Regions from separate parts of the Homo sapiens genome. Here region 1 is linked to region 2. The links are chromatin loops, found by intact Hi-C in ENCODE. Cell type or tissue: natural killer cell. All regions are shown on one strand. Links, peaks and the distances in the headings refer to the core of each region. The heading gives the core; the rest is flanking DNA. Region 1 holds the start of LOC105373757 (a long non-coding RNA gene). Region 2 has its middle 280 kb from the start of MIR4444-1.

Evidence for each region. Hi-C counts contacts between places; a loop is a spot of excess contacts. Peaks named below come from ENCODE experiments on the same cell type or tissue, not always from the same donor. Only the 100,000 strongest peaks of a DNase experiment are listed, where the experiment ranks them.
Region 1: a loop joins it to region 2, with 8 times the contacts of the local background. A loop is called at or near these places in 2 of 110 quality-filtered maps.

Annotation. Positions count from the first base shown.
Region 1 is chr2:176,848,273-176,857,608 of GRCh38, reverse strand. It overlaps LOC105373757 (a long non-coding RNA gene), which reads left to right and starts at 8,206. Exons shown (of 4, transcript NR_187998.1): 1 at 8,206-8,334. It overlaps LOC105373756 (a long non-coding RNA gene), which reads right to left and starts at 8,076. Exons shown (of 6, transcript XR_923603.3): 1 at 7,990-8,076; 2 at 981-1,095; 3 at 281-368. In natural killer cell, for the core only: no CTCF peak of the experiment used is centred there; a DNase peak (open chromatin) is centred at 4,818; H3K27ac peaks cover 849 bases.
Region 2 is chr2:176,928,245-176,937,580 of GRCh38, reverse strand. It overlaps the pseudogene RNU6-187P. Among named protein-coding and RNA genes, the nearest start is that of MIR4444-1, 280 kb to the left of the region's middle. RefSeq lists enhancers at 1,732-1,831, 5,382-5,681. In natural killer cell, for the core only: no CTCF peak of the experiment used is centred there; DNase peaks (open chromatin) are centred at 5,170 and 5,510; H3K27ac peaks cover 927 bases.

The DNA.
Region 1 (9,336 bases), core at 825-8,824, 80 kb after region 2:
CTGTCCTCTGTTCTCTCTCCCTCCCTGGGAAGAGCAATTTCACTCTCTTTAGCCACCTTAGCTCCTGCTAACCCTGGGTCCTCGTGTTTCACTATCTCCTCTCAAAGCTTATCAAGGTCTTTTCCTAACAAAAATAATTTACTCTCTGAGAGGCATTTTGGTGCTAGCTGTTAAGACACAATTTTACTCACCATCTCAAAACATGATATAATTATAAAATGCTTTGAGATCTTTGTACATCTCTGATAAAAAAATTCATTTTGACTGATTGCATACATACCTCATAGGGTGCACACTTACTTAAACTGCCACACAAAATTCTGCACTATTGTAAATGCTTTATAAAGATTTCACTGACCAGATAATCCCTGGAAGAGTGAAGGGGAAAATATGAAAATTTAATCCATTATCTGGAAAACCAGAAAGAGAAAAAATGTATCTTTTAAATCAGAGGGTAGCTCCTAGTGAAGAATTGTACATAGCATGTTGAGGCATCTCAACCAGTTTTACAGTTTGTGAGAGGGGAAGAGAGACTATTAGATACAAGCCTCAAATCTGCACTGTGATGGTGCTTAAGGTCTTTTGGGAATGGGGCCTTTATAGATGTTGGTGGAGGTCTCTGTGAACACCGTTATTTGGTCATTTCTTCTTGGTGACCTGAACTCTTTTGCTCCTCTTTCTTCCTCTGTGTCTTCTAAGTGCCCTCCATTTGAAAATAGGTCAACAGCTTGTTTAGAAAGCCAGAGAGAAGAGAAACAGAAGTATGGGTGGAGACAGGAAACAGCTGTTTCTAAGATGAGAGCTCCCAAGAAGGACAAGTTGACATTGGACAAGAGAAGATGTGTATGTTTTGTTCAGGGGACAGAAGGAAGAGGGAGTGAATAATGGCTGGAAAGATGATGATGTGGCTCAGGTTGACCTCCTTTACTGCATAAAGGAAGAAAGAAAGAAAGGGTTTTTTTAATTTCTGAAGATGATACCTTTTGGAAATGAAAAGACAAAGAATGCTGGATCATCAGGGTTCTTCCTTCTGTGTCCAAACAGCTCTTAGGTCCATGTTTCTGTCTTCTCTCTTTCTTTTATCGCTCTTCGGCACTGTTAACAAAGTCTGTTTTCATTGAAAGGCAGGGCCTGGCTGCTTTAAAGGCACCTGGGCCTTTATTCATGGCCCTAGGACAATCATGTAGCTAGGGAGGAAAGGGAGTGATGGCAGCACAGGCCTGGCCCGTGTAGGTGGCCCAAGGCATCCTCCATCTCCCCTGTGAAGGGCCTAACCCTGCGCCCTAGAGCAGCTCACCAATATCCCACCCCAAGTCTCAGACATAATTATAGAGAGGCTGCTTTTGCCTTAACAGACACAGTGTACAATTGACCCTCGAATAATGTGGGAATTGGGGTGCTGACCCCTGGTATAGTAAAAAATCCATATATAACTTTTGACTCCCCCCAAGGTCAACTACTAATAGCCTAATAGCTTTATTTTATTTGGGTCAGCATACAAAGTTTTGCAGAGGAAAATGCCACATTTTCGTGTATGTACTTTCATGTGGGTGTACTAGATCATAGGAATTCGAGATCACTAAACCTGTACTAAATGGCAATTCTTCCCTGCAATACCTAAGTGTTCTTGTTCAATAGCAAACCAAATACTGAACATGCCCGGTCCTGCCTAGCTGGGAATTGTGAGGGTCCAGAGTGAGAGAAGACCACTCTGCTTGAACATCTTATTGTATCCTGCTTACATTTCTTTCCTCCTTCTATAACATGTCATTGTACAAACTGCATGAAAAACTGTTTTCATATCTTTCCAGGAGCAGTATAATTTTTAGCATCTTTGGTGACTTACTCCCAGGGTGGTAATGCTAAAGAGAGCTGTTTAGATAACCTCTTCAATTTACAATTCAGGAAACAGACACCTCCATGTTTACATTGAAAAAATTAGGGCCTGCCATTTAAGAATCCAAGTGGTTTATTACCTGCTTCTCTCTGGCTGCCTTGATTTCCCCTTCAAATTCCACTATGGCCCTATCAGAGCAAACACCCTTAGTGCTGTCTCTAATTATTTTGAATAATTCATGTTGTATGCTTTCACATCATTCTGTCAGATATGCTTGGAGGGTCATTTCTGGCTAATTCCAGGCTGCCTGTCCATTCACATATTTGGTCAGTTCTTTTCAGCTTCCCGAATTCCCTTTCCTTTTATTTTTTAATAGATATAGGTCATCTTTGATTTCAGAATTCCTTTAAAAGTCTATAACATGTAAGCTGAAGAAACCTTGAGAACATAGAGCCCAGAAAGACTGTCCAGTGTGAAGCCCAGAGTAACAGCTCATTTTCAACAGGGAACTAGACAAAATTTGCAATGTTGGTATAATAACAGTAACAGCTAACTTCAGCCAAACTCACTAACTCCAAAGGTGTAACCAATTCATAAAAGAGCTATTACTGTTCAGGCCCTAGAGACATTCAAGTGGCTCAGCTGGCTATGGAGGAAAAGGTTCAGCTCCGTTTTCTTCCTTTTGTGGTTATTGATATAGCTCAGTTCAATACTGCACTGAAGGAAGGTTGAACAGCAAAGACTAAAGTGAAACCTTGTGAAGTGTTTGCTGAGGGATCTTGAATTTCTAGATGCGTGCCAACCACAGAAGGCAATTATATTAAATGATACAATGAAAACAAATTTCGAACCTTGGGATTCTTTGGACATAACAGAGTCACTTGGAGCAGACTTTATTTAGAAATGGGATTACCAAATTGTTCCTTATAAGATTAGAAGTAGCAAAGGCCTACACAACTATTTTTTCTAGTAGTTTTTATCGTTATCTGGCTTATGATCTTTTTTGAGAATCTCATAAAAGCTATAAAGCTGAACCCAGAAAAATATGTATATGTGCAGACACAATATTTGGCCCATAATTTCAGGGAACTCACGGGTATCATCAAGCCCATTAGCGGATCCTACAGGGGATTGAGAAAACCCAGATTTAAGAGCCCCTAGTTTGGTCCAACAGCAGAGGTGGCAACTGAAACTCAAAAGTGTAAGCGAGTCATTCAGCTTCATCATTTTCTTTCTGTTCTCCCCTTTCTTTCTTTGTTACTTGTACTTATCATTTTTTCTTTAATGTTAAGTTGATATGTGTGCACAAAATTTATTCTTTTACTGCAAATCTCTTCCCAAATGATGGGTGATGGAAGGTCTGCTCACTGTCTCTCTCTGCCTCATTTAATTGATGTGGCACCATAAACTCCATCAAAGGGCCAATATAATTGAGCTTTATTACAATGGAAGTCTGCCACCGTGTTAAAAATTACCAAGATGTCTGCAGATACTATAGTCAGGAAAAACCACAAAAGGTCCTGGGAGTTTGTGGGGCAAAGGTTAAGCCAAGATCTACTCTGTTCCCTTAATGGGTAGCTATAATCTATTAGTACTTATGCCAAGTTCACTCTGATTAGTGTGGCCCTTGATTTAGAAGCTATTGGCACACCTAACCCCTTATTACTACAACACCCTTTTATAAACACTTAATGTTGGGAAATTATACATTTTGACCAAAAAGCTTCTTTGTCCTTCTCCCACCCAGCCATGAGCAGCAATATAAATAGCACTTTGGCAGTCTCCTGATGTTAACGCCAGACAGCTTGGGAAACAATGTCTACACGAGCATTTTAGATGCTGCAAGAAAGAAGCTTTCAGAATCCTGTGCTTTACTCCTTTTGCCCTTTAGAATAATAGTGTGTCCTTGCAATCTTGATCTGTACAAAATCTCTTTCTTTCTCTTCCTTCCTTTCTTTTTTTTTTTTTTTTGATGGAGTGTTGCTCTGTTGCCCAGGTTGGAGTGCAGTGGTGCGATCTCAGATCACTGCAACCTCTGCCTCCCAGGTTCAAGTGATTTTCCTGCCTCAGCCTCCTGAGTAGTTGGGACTACAGGCGCCCACCACCACACCTGGCTAATTTTGTAGAGATGGGGTTTCACCATGTTGGCCAGGATGGTCTCGAACTCCTGACCTCATGATCCACCTGCCTTGGCCTCCCAAAGTGCTAGGATTACAGGCATGAGCCACAGCACCTGGCCAAATATTTTTTTTTTCTAATCAATCATCTTATAATTTACACCAGATTCTCTCATGTCACTTGAGACGTAGATGCTATCCTACCCAATAGGCTTTGCTCTGCTTATGGCTTTATTTATTTATTTATTTTTGTCATTTTATGCTATGTCCTCTTAAAAAATCTTGCTACAAAAGTGGGTAGCGTGTTCTTTGTGTCTTGGTAAAATGCTTCTAAATAAATAATGATTGTTCTGACTCACCTTTTTTTGGCCCTAAATTGATATTTGAAAAAAGAGCAGGGAGAGGGTTAAAGTCTCATGAGATATGCATATATAATAACCTGATGAAGAAATTCTAACTTGAGGATGGCATAATGGCTGTGCTTTGACAGAAAAACAACCATCTTCAAAGTTTTCTACTTTAAAACATAATACAAATAAAAAGCAACCACTTAAGGAGGCCGGTAAGTAAGTTGCCATTCATGAGCAATATTTGCAAAATGATAGAATTCAAGGACTACCTTCTGTGGAAAAGCTTCTAACCCTTTAAATCACCATCCTAGTGTTATTACCTGGATCACCTCCGGGGGTCAGGTACACACCTGTGATCTGCTGGTAATTCAGCAAAGGAAGCAGCACTCCCTACGTCCTGCTTGTTGATTTTAGGTGGTTCTGGTATAGTAAAACATGCACAAAACTTTGGATGTGCAAAGACGATATGGTGGTAAGTTAAGGTTACTGCTCTGCACCTAACACTCAGCCCACAAAGCTAACAGCAGGAAGTGCTTGGTGGTTTAGCACCTCAATATGGTGCACTTAAAAGATGCAAGGCTAGTCTGGGAGACAATAGATACTAGAAGTACTTGGAAGGCAATTCAGCAATTCAGCTTAAAAATGAGAGTAAATGATGCATGTTGGGAAGAGCAAAAAATGGTAGCTGTTTTGTTTAAACTAAGTGTTTAAGCCACGACATGGCCATTGGAATAATAATCTCCTGGAAAGCAATATTTAAATGTATCCATCATCATTTAGGTTTTAGACACACAGTTAAATATTATTGATCATTTGCAATTGTGTGCATCCATGTGTACATATATTAAACTGAAAAGTAACAGTAGCATGTAAAGTGTAGAAGATGAAGTGTAAAAATAGTACTTGAGTTTCTAATTACCAGTTTTTAATTAAGAAAGCCACAAGCAAATTATAAACATCCAGTTTATAGCATTGCAATCTTAGAGGCTTACACTCATGAATATGGTAATTTTTTATTTTATGCCCTCTTGAGATGTCTTGTTAAAAACATTTTATTGGGGATCCTAAAATTCAGTAAATTTGAAGCCCTTGGCACCTTGTAGATAGTTAAAGTTCTTCAAAAAAATGTCAGCAATAAATATTTGGCAAATATAAAGAATATGCACATTTTCCCAAGTGGGTGATTTTTTTTTTTTGCACTTCTTATATTCAAGTGATGACACTGCAGTTCAGAATGTGAATGCATATTGATATTTTCTTCCAGAAACTGCATGGGTTGCTGGGAGAATACTGTTCCCAAAGAGTTATTTTTATGCGGGCACCTGGAAGTGGTGGCATACTTGCTCTGGCTTGCAGAGCTGTTTTGGACCATCAGGTGTATATATGAGCAAGTGGTCTTTATTTAGAGCAATTAAAATTCTAACATTCTCCTCTCTTGACATGCAATTACTAGGGCTCTGCTGTTTCCACTAATTGCTCTTGCTGGGGACATTGGTGAGAAGCCAATGATTTTGATGGGTAGCGGATTATCATTTTTACTTTGCTACCTGAGAAAAAAATCATTTGCAAAATCCCATGTGTAATTAGCAAGACTCATGATTAATTGTCCTGCAAAATTAGCTTCACTGTTGCTTTTATTTTAGTGCTTCAAATATTAATTAATGTTAACTCCTTTCCTTCAGTTCCAGCTTTTGAATATTCAACATGGCTTTGAAAAATTATCAAGGTTTCTACTCGCATTAGCATGCTAGAGCTTTGATTTCAGAAATAAGTATTCTGATTTAAAAGAGCACACTTGGGTCATAAATAATTTTTATAGGAGGACAAACAAAGCATCAGAGAATCATGGGAAGGCATTCATGCACTAACTGAAAGTAAATTGTTTCAATAATGATTCATTCTCACATGCTTTGGGGGGAAAACATCAGCAAATATGCACACCACTGCATTGTGTGGGGGGTAAAAACTATTCCCCAATGACAAGCAATCTACACAGGCATTTTTCAACCTGTAAATTTGTGGTAGGTGAGGCCCAGAGCCTTGGTAAGAAATCACAGACTCTCTAACAGAATCACAGAGGTCATCCTGTCCAAATATTCCTTGTCCTGGTGAGCTCTAGAATCACTGTCAGTTTTGTGAAACTTACAGATTCCTTAAGTCTCACTCCAGACCTAATGAATCTTACCATATGGCATTGGACCTGACAAAATGTATTTTCTTTTCAAAGTTCCCCAGGAGATCGTGGTGAATGTCTACATTTGGAAAGCATTGATCTAGTTGAACCACCTAGATATCTGAATTCCCTCTATCACGTCTGGGCCAAGTGATGCTTGAACACTTCCCGTCTTGGAGAGCTTACTTTGTTACCCTTGAAAATAGCTTTCACCTGCATTTTGTCTTGAATGTTTATTCCTTCTGTTATGACAACGGCAGGTGGTTCATTTAGTGGTGCAAAACTGTAAATGCCTACTGCCTGTGTTTTAAGGGCAGCTCTCCATCAAATGCATGGGAATTAGACTAATGGTGTCTACCACACTAGGGTCAGAGTTACATGTATCTGGACTCCTGGGAAAGAAACTGGTGCTTTTCCTTTCCTAGTCAAAACCCCACTGCTGTGTACCTCCTGATGCAGATGGGGTGCTGTGGTCCAGAGGACCCTGGCATTTGACGGCCAATATGGGTGTGAGCCCAGCTGCACCCTTCCACCTCCAGCCCACTCTGGCTGTTCAGCTGCCCAACTCTGAAGCAATGGCTCTTGCAGATTGGCTGGGGAAAGGGATTAGGCACCCCCAATTATGAGATTTTGTCTTCCCTGAGATCTCTTTTGGCATAAGAGTCTCTTCCCAAAAGCCTAGGGTCAAGGAGCCACAGGGGATGGACTCTGCTTTGTATCTTCCTTCCCTGGCTTCAGGGAACCTGCAAGTGTCAGCATTCAAGATCTGCTGCTCCTCCTGGCATGGAGCAGTGTTTGCCCTGGACATAGGGTCCAGATCAGATTATTCCCAGCAGGTAGCAGAGTTGGAGCAGCCTTGAGGATAGGAATGGGCTGTTCAGAGTGTTGTTCTCAGAGAGCTTCCCTGGCAAGCTGATGCCTAGACAGCTTAGCAAGGATCCTGTGGAAATTGCTACTTTCATCTGCTGTGTGACCCTGTGGAAGTTACTTAACCTCTCAATGTTCAGCTTCCTCATCTGCAAATGGGGATAAGAAAGGCATCTGCTTCACAGGGTTCCAATGAGGGTTTAATGGGTTAAGACCTATTATTTATTTAGGGAAGCCTATGCAAATAATTGCTGAACAAATAAAATGAAATGCTACCATGACACCTGTTTAATGGAAACACACATTCTGAAACCCCAAATACTACTTCCTAATGAATTTCAGGAATACAACTTATAAAGAAATTGTTAACTGGATGCAGGACCTAACAAAATCCAGTCCTTGCTCTATTCTAAGGTGGCAGAATTTCACATTTAGATTCATTCTTTAACCTGGTAAATTTCCAAGGTTATAGGTAGGAATCATATCTGGGTTTAGAAAACTACACATTCCTTTTTAGCCAAAGTGGTTCAAAAGCCATCTTTACCCTTCTAAAGCTTCCCTTATGAAGTGAAGATGGGCTCTATGTGTTTGTCCTGAGAACCATATTGTCACTGTTAATAAGGTTCTAATTTCCTGCACACTCACTCCACATCACGGTAATTAATTGTCCCTTGACTGGGAAGCTGAATGAAGTCAAGACTTGTCAGAATCTCTCATGGCTGTGTTCCCAGCATCTCCACGTTGGAGTCAGGACAGGTTTGTTGAAGAGCTAAGAGAGTGTGGAGGTGAGGCAGGGCAAGGACCTGATGGAATAATGCCTGCTGGTAGACGCTAGTGAGGTTGCTTAGGAAACCACCCCACAATGGCAGGAGACACCATGAGATGTTTTCTACTGTAGAAACTTTCTCATTAGAAATAGCCCATTTATACAGGGGACTGGCTAATGTTTTTCTATGAGTATCATTAGCCAGTGTCTCAAAGTGGTGAAGAGTAAGTATATAGCATCTTTCAAAAGTAAGTCAGAATTTCCGAGAAGTGGCTTTTGTATATAATGCTTCAAAGAAATGGATTTGGCCCAGTGGGGGGTGGGGGGAGTGCCTGTGCAGGCGAGATCTGAAGGGGCAGCACATCCGTAGTTAATGTGCATGTGGCCCTGCAGCTGCTTCGACTTACCGGGCCTGGTCTCGCTGTAATTGCGATAAGACATAAAACAGAGGTCCTGACTATCTGGGGTCATTAAAGGAGCCCATGCCCCCCTCTTCCTACCCCAGAGGGATAGTTCGGGTGCTCTGGTTGAGTTGCAGCTGAATTAACTGCCTCTTGCCTGTCAACATGCCCCTCCCCCCACCCAACTTTCAACCAAACAGGCTTCTGGGGCATTCTATCCTGTGGACACAACCTGTGGAAGGCTAGGCAGGGAGTCAGGAAAGGCTGGAGTCACCATGGTAGGGCTGGGAAGCTCTGGTTCCCAAAGTGGGTTTGTACCCATCCTCTCATAGTACCCTTTAGGATTTTATTAGGAACATTTGTCTTTATAAGAAAACTGAGGCACGATAATCTGTCTGGCTATGGTGATAGAAGTCTGGGTACTCTTCCTCCATATCAAGGTCACTTATTGGTATCTCCTCCAGTCCCAGAAGGAGGAGTTGAGGCCGACATTGGACAAACAAAGCCTTAATTTAAAAGCAGGGTGAGAAATATTGTCTGTAGTCCTCTAGAGTTGAGTTTTTTTGTTTTTAATTTAGTTTAACTTTCTTCATTTTTATATTATTGATAAAACTGGCGGAGCCACTGGGTGTTGGCAAATGTTTGAAATGTCAGAATATGGGAAATGGGTTCAAGAAAAATGTGGTAGCTCATATTTCTGTCTAGCTATCTTTCATAGATGAATATGCTATAATATGATTGGCTATTTATTGCAGGTGATAAAATGGAGAAGAGAAAAAAGGAAAGGGAGTATCTTCTGATTGTATTTATTCCATGGGTTTTTCA
Region 2 (9,336 bases), core at 885-8,884:
AGCCAATTCTTGTTATTCATGTAGTTATGTTCTATAAAGTATCTGCAAACACTGAATTAGCTAATACTGAATTATGAAAAAAAATGTGGTTGGGTTTGTGCAAGCCTCTGGTCAACATTTTCAACTGATCAATATATATGCTTATTTAATGTGTGCTTCCTTAAAGATGTCTTATTTAATATATATTGTTGATTCATGAACACTGCACTCATGGCCAACGGCACCATAACTCATGCCTGAAAGAAACTTATCTGACACATGAACTTTCTTTATAAGGCACATCACAGCCTTGTTGCTCTTGTGAACATTAGACAGCACTTTAGCACTGTGTTTAGGGGTCATTTAAAGAGTGAAATCACCAATACAAAGCACAAAAATGTGAAGAAATGTGATACTAAACAGACCACAAAAAGAACACTTTACAGTATGAGACTGGAGACACAAAGGCAGACTGTTACCTTGTTCAATTTCAACTGAAAAGGTGCTTTCTGGGCAACTTAAACTTTTTGTCAAAAGATCTTGAAAGTGCCATGAGTGTTGATTTGGGGGTAACAAGTAAATGTTAGTGAGTAGGAAACTTTGCAAATATGGAATCTGCAAATAATGAGGAGTGACTGTAGTATTAACTTGTACCCTAAACTATTGCACTTAAACCCAAACCTCATGTCACTCTTCTGGGTGAAACCTTTAAATGACTGCACATCACCATTAGGGTTAAGTCCAAACCCCTAAATATGCCCCGCTCCTGTCTTTTCATTCTCATCTCTTATAGATCCCTCCTTCATGCTTTCTCATCAAACTGAAGTTTTCTCAATTTTTTATTCAATTCAGTATCAATCCTCTCCAACCTTTGAGCCCTTATAGAGCTTTTTCTTCTTCCTTCCTCCTTTCTCAGCTTCCTGTTTTGTATTTTCACGTTTTAATTTGTTACTTCTTCCTAAAGCTATCTCCATACTTCATAGACAAGATCTCCTGCCTCATGCTCTTGCCACATGTTTGTCTGACGACGTAACATTTATCACAGTTTTTGGGGGTAGCTGTCTGACTTTCTTACAAGATTACACATTGAGCAGGAACCAAGTCTACCCTTTTTATTGTTTGTGCTATACTGTACAGTAAGCACTGTACCTAGAACATAATAGGCACAGTGTGTGTTGAATGAAGGCAGGAATGAGTATTCATTTTGGTGTCTGTTTCATCAAAATAGTTATAAGCACTTTGAAAACAAAGAGAGGATATTTTCCTCTTTGTATCCAAATTGCCTGGCACAATGCCTACCCATAGTACATGCTTGATACATATCTATTGCATGAAAACAACACTTTAAACATGTCAAATAGTGTACAACCTGATTATAGGCAAAATAGTGCTTGATAGTAATTGAGCATTGAGTTTCTTATGAAAATTCTTTGCAAAATAAAAAGATTCTCAAAATAGAGTGAAACTACTTCCATAAAACAGATTGGAAATATTCCCACTACCCCATACTATGAGCAGAAAAGTGCCAGACATTCCCCAGGCCCCTGGGCAAGTGCTTACACACCTCTAGGGCAACCCTGCCCTTCTTCAAAGCACAACCATTGAGTTAGAATAGTGAAGCAGTTAGCAGATGAAAACCATGCTTTATTAAAAAGAAAAAAAGGAAAAAAAAAAGAGGATGTGAAAGGTAAAGCAGGCTGGCCAGTTCATTATAATTGCTTACTATTTCCCTATTGCATCTTAAAAACGTTAAATTTCAAGGGGCAGCTTTTTAATTTGGTGTAATTTTCTGAGGCAGCACTGAACATAAAGATTGCTCAGAGGACCCAGTTTCCCGCCAACTCTGGCTGATACTGAGGAGCCATGTGCAAGTGTCTGAGTTCAAATTTAACTTAAATCATTGAAAAACAAAAACAAAAACAAAACAAAAACAAAAAAACCAGGCGGCGTTGAGCTTCACCATGAGCAAAAGCTGTTCTGCTTTCCCAGTGGGGGATCACTGCACAGCAAGTGGGAAGAAATCAGAATACCTGCCGTGGGGATTTGAGAGGGAAATTGATTGCACACATTTAAATAGATGGGGTGAAGATTTTTCCCTGACAGTAAAACCCATGAATCCTAAGATGAAGAATTTAAGAACAAATGCTTTCAGGTGGACACTGAGAAGAACTGTGAACTTTCTTTTAACCTCCTCAATCAGGTTATCTTGGGTGCAAGCCAGGAAGTTTCCCAAACTATTGGGATAACTGTAAGTTCAGGGCAAAAGGTGATGCTGAATCCCTGCTGTGTGGATTGGTAACTCTGCCGTTTGCAGCAGAGACTGCCTCTTCCAGAGGGAACTCATCTGGAAGGCTGTGGAATCTTGGCTCTGGCCCCACTCATTTATTGGTCAGCTGGAGAAGGTGATGGAAAATGTGCCTTGGGAAAACACAGATGGGTATGTGAACCGACGACGTTGTGCTTAACCCTTCCTGGCCTAATAAGCGAGTGGTTCTCACAACGTGGTCCTAGAAGCAGCATCAGCACCACCCAGGCACGTGTGAGAACTGCACATTCTCAGGCCCAGGCTGATCCCAGATGAATTGAATCAGGAACTCCTGGAGGTGGGGCCCAGCAATGTGTGTTTTAAGAAGCCCTCTAGGTGATTCTGGGCACACCAAAATTGGACAACTTCTCACCTAAAACCCTGAGAGAACATGAGGAAGATTGTTCACCCAAAAGAATACAACTGTAACTTGGAATCAATCTGGCACTCATGTTAATAAAGATGGGAAAAGACAGATGGTCACTTTTTTGGAAGAGATTTGGCAACATCGGCATCATCATAAATATCAGGTAGTATTTGAAAAGGTCAGTATACTAGTAACCTGTTGCTCTAAAATTGGCACATAGTGAACAGCCACAGCATCTCAGTGACATGTAACAGTAGACGGGTTTTCTTCTGTATCTGCAAGGACGGGTTTTCTTCTATATCTTATCGCCTAAGCTCCCTCTTGAGTCTCAGTGCTGGTTCACCTAGTTTGGGCTTATGTGGAGTGACTGCTTTGTTCCACACGTCTGTCCTCCTTTCCCTGTGACCACCGGTAACACAGGCGTGTCCTCTTCATGGTAATGGCAGAAATAGGAGAGAACAAGCAGAAAGCGGGACCTCAAGGCCTGGGCCTGGAGCTGGAACATCTGTCCGATCCATCTCATTCTATTGGCCCAAGCAAGTCATGTGTCCAAGCCCAGATGGAAAACAGATTTGCCTCTGTAGTGAAAGCAACTGCAAAGTCATAGGGCAAAGGGCGTGGCTATAGGTAGGGGTACAGGATGGGGGCCTGTTATGCAATCAACCATAGTGAACAAGTTTCTCTTTGCATTATTAACAGTATATGCACAACAAAACCCAAATGTGAATTTGACTTAACAGGAAAAAAAATGTATCCTTCATTCTTGTCCCTAAAATAATACTAATTTTAGTTGGATCAACTGTGTGATTCTCAATGAAGATATGTTAAGTCAGATTAATCATGTAAATAATTAGCAGAAGAATAAAAGAAAAAGTCATTGTTTTTAAAAACTCTGAATAAATTGATATATTTAAGCCACTTTGTTTCTCAATAGTATATCAAATCCAATTCTTAAAAACAAACCTGTGGGGGCTGGGTGTGGTGGCTCACACCTGGAATCCCAGCACTTTGGCAGGTGGATCACTTGAGGTCAGGAGTTCGAGACCAGCCTGGCCAACATGGCAAAACCCTGTCTCTACTAAAAATACAAAAATTAGCCAGGCATGGTAGTGCACGTCTGTAGTCCCAGTTACTCAGGAGGCTGAAGCAGGAGAATTGCTTGAACCCGGGAGGCAGAGGTTGCAGTGAGCCGAGATCACGTCACTATACTCCAACCTGGGCAACAGAGCGAGAATCTGTCTCCAAAAACCCAAAAGCAAACAAACCCATGGATCAGATCTTACCTACCATGGATTTTCATTGGTAAATAAACTCTTGGTATTCTGTATCTGCAAGGAGTCATCTGATATGCATGTCTGTTTGTTAAACTAGATTTTACTACAGCTTTTTGGGGTTGGTTTAAAGACTGTATTAGCACTGCATTCCTAATTAACTGCTGACACAAATACTAAGGGGGCAAGAGTGTTGCCCACAGCTTGCCTGCAGTTACCAGGTGTAATTATGCACATAGTAGAGATTCAAATCAAGAATAAATCAGTTTCTGGAAACATGCTGTAAGCACTCAGTGTATCGCCCTGCCATTTCCCCCGTTAGCGTTTTTGAGGCATGCACCCAATAGAAGAAATAGCAGGTAGCTACTGTTTAGCTGAATTTAACCTCTGAAGATAAGCATTTCTCCATGTTGTTGGCCAAACATAGAATTTTCTTTTTGCTTTTCACATGTAATGGGAATACAATGATTTCTTCTCATTGCCAAATCTTAGCTGAAGGAAACCTCAGATAATTTTGAAAACTCTCTTATTTTACCAGTTAACAGACATGGCCTAAAACAGTGATATAACTGTTTAAAGTCATCCAATTGGTTAGGGAGGGCTAACCAGAGAAGCTAGGTTTTTCTCACCACACTACACTTTTCATTTGGGAAACGGGGAGTGTTCATGGTTTGATGAATCAAGTACAGTGTAGGGAGCAGACTGTTATGGTCTGTAGACATAAGTGGGATTCAATTTTCTTGTTTGTTGAATGAGAATTATGCTTGTTATGTTATTAGAATGTTTGGGTCAGGAGCAAGTTCTTTTCAAAATAAATAATTTTATTTTGGAGAAATAAAGCAATCTGGGGAAAATTGCCACTGGCCAGTCCTTTTAAATCAATTCACAGGGTCAGTAGACTCTAGTACCGAGGTTGGATATGCTAAGGATAGAGCGAGAGAAAGAGCTCAGTGACTTTTTCAACAACTAGAGTTACTTGCTTAATTATACTTTTTTTTTTTTTAAAAAAGACCTTCGAGGTACAGTATGAGCAGGGAGTAGGGTGAGGACTTCCCTCAGCACCCATCACCAAGTACTCTCAGGGCACCAGCAGGCCCCCATGAAATAGGTGCTGCCAGAAGCCCATGCCTAAAATTTGCTTGGGATTCATCTCTTCCCTTTCTTTTTTATGATGCTGAACCAGAGGATAAAAAGATAAAGAATTGCACAGCCTGGCACGTGAATGCTTCCCCACTGCGTGCTGCTGTTGTGGGGAGGAAGTAGCAGCCGCCAACCGCTGTTTTATTAATAATGAGGCATTCACATAAATTCCATGCAAAATTGATTTTTGACTGTTATATAAGAATCAAATACTAGGCTTTAAAAAGTAATTGAGAAATCTATTTGTAATTTACTTTGCCTATAAGAACCCGCTGTCCTGCCATAAACAATTTTACAGTATTTTCCCCCCTGTTAAACAGCTATTTTTTACACATCTGTTTGGCCCTTTTGCACGACATGCAGTCAGGAGGTGTAACGAATACAGGTTTGAAACAACATGTGGCCACCATTTCTTTCAGTTTCATCTTCAAGGGGATCTCTTGAAAGTTGTGATATCATTTTCATCACAGTACAAGTGAAGTATGTTAATGGCTAGTTATCTGACACTGGGTGTTGACTGATGAGTCATAAATATGCCTTCTGGTGGTAGGAAAGCATGATGACAAAGCTAAGTAATGAAAAAAAAAAGAAAAAAAAACCCAAACCAACGAACCAAAACAGTCTGTTTCTCACTTGTCTTTAAATGCCTTAAGGGCTATGGTCAAATGGAAAGTTCTGTTACAAAGAGTTTCTCTGGGAACCTATTCAATATTCAGCAGTCCTGTACATATTCAACTGTACCAAAAGTATTTAAAGTGTAATTGATTTATTTCTAATTTTTCTTAAGATGGAAATTAGATGGACAAGAAAAGTTTTAAAAGACATAGGTAATGTTACATATTTTGGCTTAACTTCTATTTTCTAAGGATTATTTCTCAGAAGAGAACATGCTTCTGTTCTTATTCTAGGACTTTTTTTTTTTCCAAAAGAAATCCCTTAAAAAGAAAAACAAATCCCTAGTATATTTAAAAAATCCATTCCCCACCATGATCAAATTAGAACATTTCCATCACCCTAGAAGTTCCCTTGTGCTCCTACAGTCAATATATTCCCCCAGCTCTTGGCCCCAGCCAACCAACTACTGATCTGCTTTTTGTTGCTATGGTTTTGCCTTTCCTAGAATTTCATACAGACAGAATCATAGTATGTAGCCCTTTGTGTTTACCTTTTTTCACTTAGCATAATATTTTTGAGATTCACCTATGTTGTCGAGAGTACTAATATTTTGTTGCTTTTATAGTAATACTCCATTGGATATACCACAATTTGTTTATCCATTCACTGGTTAATAGATACTTGGGTTGCTTTCAGTTTTGACGATTATGAATAATGCTGCTATAAACATTGATGTAAAAGTTTTGCGTGGACACATTTTTATCTCTCTTGGGTAAATATCTAGGATAAAGATTGCTGGGTCACATGGCTTGTATATGTTTAACTATATAAGAAATAGTACCATTTTATACTGTCACACAGTCAATGTATGAGAGTTCAAGTTGTCCTACCTCTTCACCCATCCTTGATATTCTCAAGTGCGTAGTAAGTAGCTCATTATGGTTCTAATTGACATTTCCCTCATAATTTGTGATGTAGATCATCTTTTCATGTGCTTATTGGAATTTGTATAACTTCTTTTGTAAAGAGTCTCTTCAAATCTTTTCCCCATTTTATTGGGCTCTTGCCTTCTTAAGTTGTAAATATCTTTTATATATTCTGGATACAAGCCTTTTTGTCAGATATGTTTTTCATATCTATTATTTCAGTCCGGCTTGCCTTTTTTAACACTTTTTTCTGAAGAGCAAAAGCTTTTACTTTTGAAAATGTTTATAAATATTTTTCCTTATGAGTTGTACTTTTGGTGTCCTGTTTAAAAATGCCTTTCCTAACTGTTGTTACAAATATTTTCTCTTATATTTTCTTCCAGAAATGTAATAGTGTTAGCTCTTACTGTTTAGGCCTATGATGTATTTTGTGTTAGCTTTTAAAATATGTTGTAAGGTTGTTTTTTTCCCCTCTAGATATTTAGTTGTTGCAGCACTATTTTGCTGATTTTCCAATTTAGTTATGTTCACATCTTTGTCAAAAATCAACCATATAACTTTGGATTTATTTCTGGACTCTCTATTCTGTTCCATGAATCTATAGGTCTATCCTTGCCTCAGTGCCGCACTGTCTTGACGATCGTAGCTTTCTTGTAAGTCTTAGAATCAAGTAGGATAATAAATCCTTTATTATTCTTTTTCTAATTATTTTGGCTATTCTAGGTCCTTTCCATTTCCATATACATTTTAGCATCTGCTTTTCAATTTCTTCAAAGAAACCTGCTAGGATTTTGATTGAGATTGCATTGAATTTACAAATCAATTTAGGAAGAATTTATTTAAAAAATTAAATATATTTTAAATGACTACTAAAATTATAAACACGTGTGCTTGCTTCAGCAGCACATATACTAAAATTGGAATAATACAGAGAAGATTAGCATGTCCCCTGTGCAAGAATGACATGGAATTCGTGAAGCATTCCGTATTTTTAAAAGCTCAATATTACTGATTGTTAGATAAATGCAAATCAAAGCCACAATTAAATACCATCTCATGCCAATCAGAATGGCTATGATTAAAAAGTCAAAGAATAACAGATGCTGGTGAGGTTGTGGAGAAAAGGGAACACTTATACACTGTTGGTGGGAGTATAAATTAGTTCAACCATTGTGGAAAAAGCAATGTGGCAATTCCTGAAAGAGCTAAAAGGAGAACTACCTTTTGACCTAGCAATCCCATTACTGAGTTTATACCCAGAGGAATGTAAATCATTCTACCATAAAGACACATGCATGTGAATGTTCATTGCAGCACTATTCAGAATAGCAAAGACATGGAATCAAACTAAATGCCCATCAGTGACAGATTGGATGAAGAATGTGGCACATATATACCATAGAATACTATGCAGCCATAAAAAAGAATGAGATCATGTCTTTTGTGGGAACATGGATGGAACTGGAGGCCGTTATCCTTAGCAAATTAATGCAAGAACAGAAAACGAAATACTGCATTTTCTTACTTATAAGTGGTAGCTAAGTGATTGAGAACTCATGGGCACAAAGAGGGGAACAAGAGACACTGAGGCCTACTTGAGGGTGGAGGCTGGGAGGAGGTGAGGAGCAGAAAAAAAAAAACTGTGTATTAGGCTTAATACCTGGGTGATAAAATAATCTGTACAACAAACTCCCATGACATGAGTTTACCTATGTAAAAAACCTGCACATGTACCCCAACTTAAAAGTTAAAAAATACAACATGCACACTAAAACGTGACACATACCAATTTTTAACACACTGTGGATAATTAACATGTCAACTTGTGCAAGCAGGTAAACTAGGTTTTTAGTGCAAACAGAATAAAGCTTTTTTTTTGTCATCTGTTTTATCAAGGTGTGGCTGGACATCACAAACTGCTTTTAGAAAACTATTACTGTTTGCATCTGTTAATATATGTGAATTATGATAGTCTCAATTCTATGCAATCTAAACAAAATACAGCAATCAGTTGGAAGCAGGAGTTAATACGTCTGTTGCAACTGTGTTTATCAAGACTGCTTCATGGCCCGGCATGGTGGCTCACGCCTGTAATCCCAGCGCTTTGGGAGGCTGAGGTGGGCGGATCACGAAGTCAGGAGATCGAGACCATCCTGGCTAACACGGTGAAACCCCGTCTCTATTAAAAATACAAAAAATTAGCTGGGTGTGGTGGTGGGTGCCTGTAGTCCCAGCTACTCGGGAGGCTGAGGCAGGAGAATGGCGCGAACCCCGGAGTCGGAGCTTGCAGTGAGCCGAGATCGCGCCACTGTACTCCAGCCTGGGCGACAGAGCGAGACTGTCTCAAAAAAAAAAAAAAAAAAAAAAAAGACTGCTTCATTATTCATTGACTTTATAGTAAGTATATGTAGAAATTTGAATGCTCACAAATTTATACTAATAAAAACTTCTTCAAGATGTTTTATGTATTTCAACTGCATATCTATTATTGCAATCTGGCTTGCCTTTCTAAACAGGATTTTTTTTCTGAACAGCAAAAGCTTTTAATTTTGAAAAAGTTTATATATATATATTTTAGAATTTCAAGGTTTTATGTAAAATTCTAACAAGTTAGAGGTATTGCAATTTAGCAGAAAGAAAATAGGTTTGGAACAGCAGAGACCTGAGTTTAAATGGCAGCTCTATCTACAAGTAGCTTGGGCAAATTATCTGTTTCTGGGCCCAGTTTGCCTA